Linked DNA regions of Homo sapiens: region 1 is linked to region 2. The links are chromatin contacts, found by Hi-C or POLR2A ChIA-PET in ENCODE. All regions are on one chromosome and are shown on one strand. The core of a region is the stretch at or near the end of the contact, and the rest is flanking DNA. Distances in the headings are between cores, read along the strand shown. Region 1 has its middle 14 kb from the start of POGZ. Region 2 holds the start of SNX27 (sorting nexin 27).

Region 1 (3,333 bases), core at 462-2,961, 140 kb before region 2:
TCAGGAGTTCGAGAACAGCTTGACCAAAATGGTGAAACCCCGTCTCTACTGAAAATACAAAAATTAGCCGGGCGTGGTGGTGTGCGCCTGTAAATCCAGCTACTAAGGAGTCTGAGACAGGAGGATTGCTTGAACCCAGGACGCAGAGGTTGCAGTGAGCTGAGATTGCGCCACTGCACTCCAGCCTGGGCAACAGAGCAAGACTCCATCTCAAAACAAACAAACAAACAAACAAAGACCTTCAGGCTTTCATATAACCTATATGGGTGGATGAAATTTTAGAAATAAATAATAAGGGGAAAAAAGATAAATAAAAATTCAAATTTTAAAATAAAGTAAAATAGATCCATGGGGGTATCTGATGACATGATATTCCAGCAACTCAGATTTCTCTGGGACTCCACTGGAGACAGATCTTTCAGGCACATTTGTAATATGTCCACTGCCCAGGGGACAGGATAGAAGAGCCATAGAAAAAAAGGGAACTTGGCAGAATTGCCTTTGTATAACTTTCTTTCAGTAAAGAAAGTTATAGCTTTCTTTACTGAAATAATAGCTTTAAAGAGACAAATTATTCACAAATCATTAGTAGGAAATGTTGAGATGAGATGATAAGCAAGAAAGGTAATTAAAGTCTGTACTATTCTTAAAATGAAATACTGTCTAAGTATAGAGGAATAAATTAGATGACTTTTCAACCTTTCCAATCTAAGCATCCTTAAAAAGTTCCACTGTCTAGCACAGTGGTTTTTAAACATTTTTTGACAGCCACCCACAGTAAAAAGCATATTCTACATCTTGACTGGCTACACACAAACACACAGTACTTTTCATGATTCAGATTGTATGAAAGACTACTGATATTCACTATGTGATAGCTTTCTATTCTCTTTTATTACACCTCTTTTTTTTTTTTTTTTTTTTTTGAGACAGTGTCTTGCTCCGTTGCCCAAGCTGGAGTGCAGTGGCTTATAAAACATGGCTCACTGCAGCCTTGAACTCCTGGGCTCATGCAATCCTCCTGCCTCAGCCTCTGGAGTAGCTGGGACCACAGAAGTGCACCACCACACCCGGCTAGTTTTATTTTTATTTGTAGAGATGGGATCTCCCTATGTTGCCCAGTCTGGTCTCCAACCTGGGGCCTCAAGTGTTCCCCCTGCCTCGGCCTCCCAAAGTGCAGGGATTACAGCTTGGGCCACTGTGCCCAGCCCTTTCTTCCATCATTCCGTCCTCTCCTTCCTTCTTAATACTGCTTGTCAAACTGATTTTGCCACCCAGTTTGAAAAAGAAGGTCTAGAGGATTATCCCAATCATTAACTATTTCTGCAGGTTAGCTTACCTTTCCAGAATACAGAATAGAATTCAGCAAACTGCCTCAAAGAGCAGTTTCTAGATTTGACTTCTTCCTCTAGGGTTTATGAAGTCATCATACTGAAGTGACCTGGATTTCCCTATACGTGAACCTCATGACGTGGGAGCCCGGGGTAGGGAGGGACAGATAACATGAGAATCAATAGAAAGAACTGCAAGGTCTGAAGACAAGAACCATTTGTCTAGTGGAGTCTATTTTATATCCATTTTTTAAAAATCTCCATTTAAGATATTTAGCTTCAACGTGCACCTTGACCAATTAATCCAACAAACAAAACTCTGGCTTGGGGGCCCAGTTACTCACTTTCATGGAAAGAGACCTCTGTTTTTAGAACCAGGGATCTTGTGAGTCCCTCCCACGTCCCCAGCCCTTCTCTGGCCTCGGGTAACTTTTCCCTCCAGTTTGGTGGAAGGTTACATTAGAAGAAAATAGTCCCTACCGTCTAGAAAGTTTTCGGGGGGGGAAAAAAGGGCGTTGGACGTGCGGGTGGGTGGGTATACCGGGAGGGGACAGCTGGAGCCGCGAAGGCGCGGGGGCCCGCGGCGCGTGGGTGTGGAGGCCGCGGGGCGGCAGGAGGCACTGGGAAGCGGGGTGAAGAGCACCGAAGTCCAGAAAAGGGCAGTGTCCGCCCTGCGCTCCTCTGCTGGCGCCCGCAACCCGGGAGGGAGCGGCGAGGCTCCGAAGGGTGGGATTCGAGGTCTGAACCCTCGAGTGGGCTTGGGTTTTCAGGAGCCGCCTTTTCTTATTGATCATTTCTCTTTTGTCATCATAATCTCTTGGCCTCAGACTGAGTTAAGGGAGCCATAGTAGGAGTGCAGAAAATGAAGTGGAGGAAAAAAAAATGTGATATTTAAAATATAGTTTTTCCTACTTTCTTTTTCTCTCTCAAATTAATTTAGATGTAAATAACATTTTAACAGGGCCCAACATCAGGCTCCTAGGCTCTGGCTGCTGGTCTCACTTGACACCAGAATAAGATTTTGGTGTGCTAGTAATTTTGCCAAATGGAGGCCTACTCCCCAAAACATCACCGTGGTGCATGATGAACATTTCTGTAGGTGATGACGTGGAGTTTTTGTTTTACTTCATTCTAATACATGTCCCTGCTTCAAGTGGGTAAAATTATACCTAGCTCAGCCCAGGTTTAATTCAGATTATTTAAAAAATTTCAGTGGCAAGTAATTTACGAGCTTCTCTTTATTAAGATTTAGGAAATTTTGCTTTATTGCGCATGCATTTTAAGTATTTTTTTGCTGTGTTCCTAGTGTAGATAGAAAACAACCTGTCACTGTCTCCTAGTTGGCCCTGTCAACAAACATTTGAGAAGTGCTTAGATCAGAATGCTGTTGAGTACTACAAATTAAACAATCTGATGTACTTGTTAATTTCATTACAAACAGCAGTTAGGATTTCATATACATATAGTCTGTACCATGCTATATATCAGAAATCTTTGTAAATATAAACTCCTTAAATATAGGGACCCAGTTTTATTCTTCAGCGAAAGGGAGTTAATCTTTTGGTGTTGTGCATTTAGAAGGATCTCGGATGTAAGAGGCTCATTAAATGATAGCTGTTAGTATTATTTATCTTGGTATCTTCCAAAGGGCTTTGCACATGGCTAACACTAAGAAATATTGGTTGAATGAATGAAGGTGCCATGCCCATACTGTGATATACACAGAGAAAAGACCAGGATGGGGACACTAGCACAGTGATTTCATTTCATCAGTGAAGCTTTGTGTGGAAGTGTCCCTCCTGCAGCCCTTTTACCAGATGCAGGCTCCCTTGACCTTGGATTGTGGACCACTTAAAATTTTCAGGGGAAAAAGTGTGCCTAATTAGCTAGTAGGGCCTAACCTCTTGTCAAGATGGAACTTGAGAAGTTTGTCTAAGTATGGAAAAGCTAAGCTCACTTGACACAGATCACGGGAAGAAAGATTTCTGCATGTTATTCAAGT
Region 2 (3,156 bases), core at 102-2,601:
AAGGTCTTCATGGGTAATAACATGCACAGAGCTGTCATCTGATGGTAACAATAACTGGGGCCAGGCACAGTGGCTCACACCTGTAATCCCAGCACTTTGGGAGGCTGAGGTGGTTGGATCACCTGAGGTCAGGAGTTCGAGACCAGCTTGGCCAACATGGTGAAACCCTGTCTCTACTAAAAATACCAAAAAATTAGCCAGGCATGGTGGCGCATGCGTTTAATCGCAAGGGATTTGGGAGGCTGAGGCAGGAGAATCACTTGAACCTGGGAGGCAGAGGTTGCGGTGAGCCGATATCGTGCCATTGCATTCCAGCCTGGGCGATAAGAGCGAAACTCCATCTTAAAAAAAAAAAAAACAAAAAAACAAAACAAAACAAAAAAACACAATACTTGGAATACGTGGAAAAAAATCACAATACTTAGAATACCTAGAATACCTTCTGAAGGACCTGCCTGAGGCTGCTTTACAGTTAACTTAAAAAAAAAAGTAGAAGGAGTACACTCTAAAATAGTGATAAAAACTACAGTGAATTCATAAACTAGTAACATAGTTCTTACCATTATCAAGTATTATGTACTGTACATAATCATATGTGCTATACTTTCACATGACTGGCAGTGCAGGTTTGTTAACACCAGCATCACTCCAAACATGTGAGTAATGCTTGTGCTATGACCTTATGGTGGCTACTGTGCCACTAGGTGATAGACATTTTTCAGCTCCATTATCATCTTAGGGGGCCTCCCTCGTGTTTGCAGTCCATTGTAGACCAAAATGTCCTTATGTGGCACATGACTGTAGTTGCAATACAGGACAAGAAAGTTGCACAATAACTGGGCCTTAGTTCCTGATACTTAGTAGCTGGATGACTTTGAGCACTCTAAGGTTGTTTCCTAATAACGTAAAATAGGGAAGCTAATCGTGATCCGGTTGCCTCACAGGTTGTTGGGCCCTGGTCAACATATAAGTTACTGTGCCAAAAAATGAGTTGATATAATTTAAGACTGTGTTGAATCACAAACGTTAAGTTATTCTAACATTATTGTTTTTTAGAGGTTATGAAATGAAAGGGGGGGGGGCGAAAAACTTGGTCCGCATCAAGAACTGAATCATTTTACCACGCTGGGTGCTGGGTTATACTCTCCCCACCCAGCAGATCAAACTCCTAACCCAGCATGAAAGATAAACTACAACTCCCGGCAGGCCTTGCTTCCGAACTGCGTCTTATAACCTCGGCTCAGGCCCAGGCCCAGACCGCTCCCCGCCCCCGCCACCCATAAACTACATCTCCCAGGAGGCCCCACGGTGCCCGATTGTCCGCTTTTCGCCCGCCCCCTGCCTCCTCTTCACCCCGCGCCAGCAGCTCGGTGGCCGAGTCGGTCCCGCGGCCGGCGGATCGGGCGCGCGCGTCGGGGGTCGTCCGGCTGCCAGGCAGGGCGAGCACGCGCCGGGAGGCCTTGGAGGCGTAGGGGGCGGGGGTACGGCTCGCCTGCTCGCAAGATGGCGGACGAGGACGGGGAAGGGATTCATCCCTCAGCCCCTCACAGGAACGGAGGTGGCGGCGGCGGCGGGGGGTCTGGGCTCCACTGCGCCGGGAACGGCGGCGGGGGAGGCGGCGGCCCGCGGGTCGTGCGCATCGTCAAGTCCGAGTCCGGCTACGGCTTCAACGTGCGGGGCCAAGTGAGCGAGGGCGGGCAACTGCGGAGCATCAACGGGGAGCTGTACGCGCCGCTGCAGCATGTGAGCGCCGTGCTGCCCGGGGGGGCGGCCGATCGGGCCGGGGTGCGCAAGGGGGACCGCATCCTGGAGGTGTGAGTATCGGGGCTACCCGCCGCCCCATCCTCCCCGCGCCCCTCCTGCCCCTGCACTCCTCGCTACCCTTGTCACCCCCAGGCCGCACCTCCCCCGAGCTCCGAGCCGGCCTCCGGACCCCCGCCCCTCAGGCCTCCGCAGCCGGGCCCCTCCTTGTGGGCTGCCCTCCCACCACCCGCCCCGGGGCTTCTGCGACGCCGGTCTCCCACCCCGTCGTCTCCAGCTGATGCCCTTGCGCCCCCAGTGCTCCTCCCTGTGCCCCGATTACTCTGGGCTCTTCTCCGCCCCTTTGCCTTCCCGTTTGGCGTGCTGCATTCTGCTCCTCACTCCCCCTCGTCTTGCTCAGAAGGAACCTCATCTGCTCCTTACTGACGGCGTTTCGTTTTCTGATCCAGCCAGTACCGTGTCCCCCCCAAGTTCTCATCTTCAGCATCGCAGTTTCGTTCTCCACCACTCCCCTCCGCCCCCGTGGACTGCCCCTTCTGCCCTCCAGACCAAGTAGGCAGGACCTCTGGTCTGCTCCTACTTTTCCTCCGGAAACACCATCCCTCCCCGCTCGTCTCCTTTTTCTTTCCTTAGTTACCCTCTCCTCATGGTTACGCTGCCCCTAAATTTTTCCATCCCACCGTGTGCCCCTTTCCTCCCCTCCTTTTTGTATTTCTACTCCAAGAGTTTACCTTGCTTTCTGACCCTTGCATGCCTTTGGGGTGGGGGGCGTGGGATTTGACACCGTAGTTTCTCTTCTCGGTTGGCCCCGTATCACACCCTAATTTGGAATCTAGCGTCTCCATCAGCACACCCCTCTGAGAGCATCCCTTCCCTGGCCTCCTGCCTTCACTCCTGCTCTATACTCATGCCTCCTCCTAGTCAGGTTTATGGTAGACCCCTTGTAACTCCTCCTCCTTCAAAACTACTTCAAGCCCTTTTTGGGTCTTTGACCGCTTTGCTTTTTTAGGGCATGCCCGTCTCTGCTGCCTCTTCTACTCTATCCTCCTGTGATCCCACACTTGACTTTGTCCTAGTCTTTCCCTCCCCTAGGCTGCTTTTCCTTTCTTCTGTTTTTTAAGGCGCCTTCTGCTGCTGCAGCCCACCCTCTCTCCCCTGCTGCAGTCCCTCCCCCTTCATACGCCTCCCCCACCACATCCCTCCATGCTCTTGCGGGATGCTGCCTTGTCTTGCAATCTCTGTGCACACCGCCTCCATTACCCTAATCTAGGTGTTACATTTGCCTTTTTGTACTTCGTATTGAAATTCGGATAGTGATTGCCGGTTGACTTGCAGGTGGTGTGTGCTCGCGTTGTCTCCGTTCTCCTCAGCAGTCTTCAGTGCTGTGTTTCTGCT

The links. Hi-C counts contacts between places; a loop is a spot of excess contacts on that map. ChIA-PET counts read pairs that join two places held with the same protein, here RNA polymerase II (POLR2A). Pooled maps may share reads with other maps.
Region 1: a loop to region 2 is called in a pooled map of posterior vena cava, with 22 times the contacts of the local background. The contact joins the enhancer-like site here to the promoter of SNX27 in region 2. A Hi-C loop is called at or near these places in 8 of 50 pooled maps. POLR2A ChIA-PET finds 5 or more read pairs at or near these places in 3 of 52 experiments (H1, HepG2 and MCF 10A).

What each region holds. Positions count from the first base shown.
Region 1 is chr1:151,471,585-151,474,917 of GRCh38, forward strand. No RefSeq gene overlaps it. Among named protein-coding and RNA genes, the nearest start is that of POGZ, 14 kb to the left of the region's middle. Within about 2 kb of position 1,712, at least 26 of the 41 ENCODE cell types and tissues checked have a DNase peak (open chromatin) inside an H3K27ac peak, as active enhancers do.
Region 2 is chr1:151,610,699-151,613,854 of GRCh38, forward strand. SNX27 (sorting nexin 27) reads left to right here and starts at 1,352. Exons shown (of 12, transcript NM_001330723.2): 1 at 1,352-1,814. The coding sequence starts at 1,504. It overlaps LOC124904420 (a long non-coding RNA gene), which reads right to left and starts at 2,670. Exons shown (of 2, transcript XR_007066622.1): 1 at 2,493-2,670; 2 at 1-1,701. RefSeq lists an enhancer at 1,128-1,227 and a silencer at 1,268-1,707.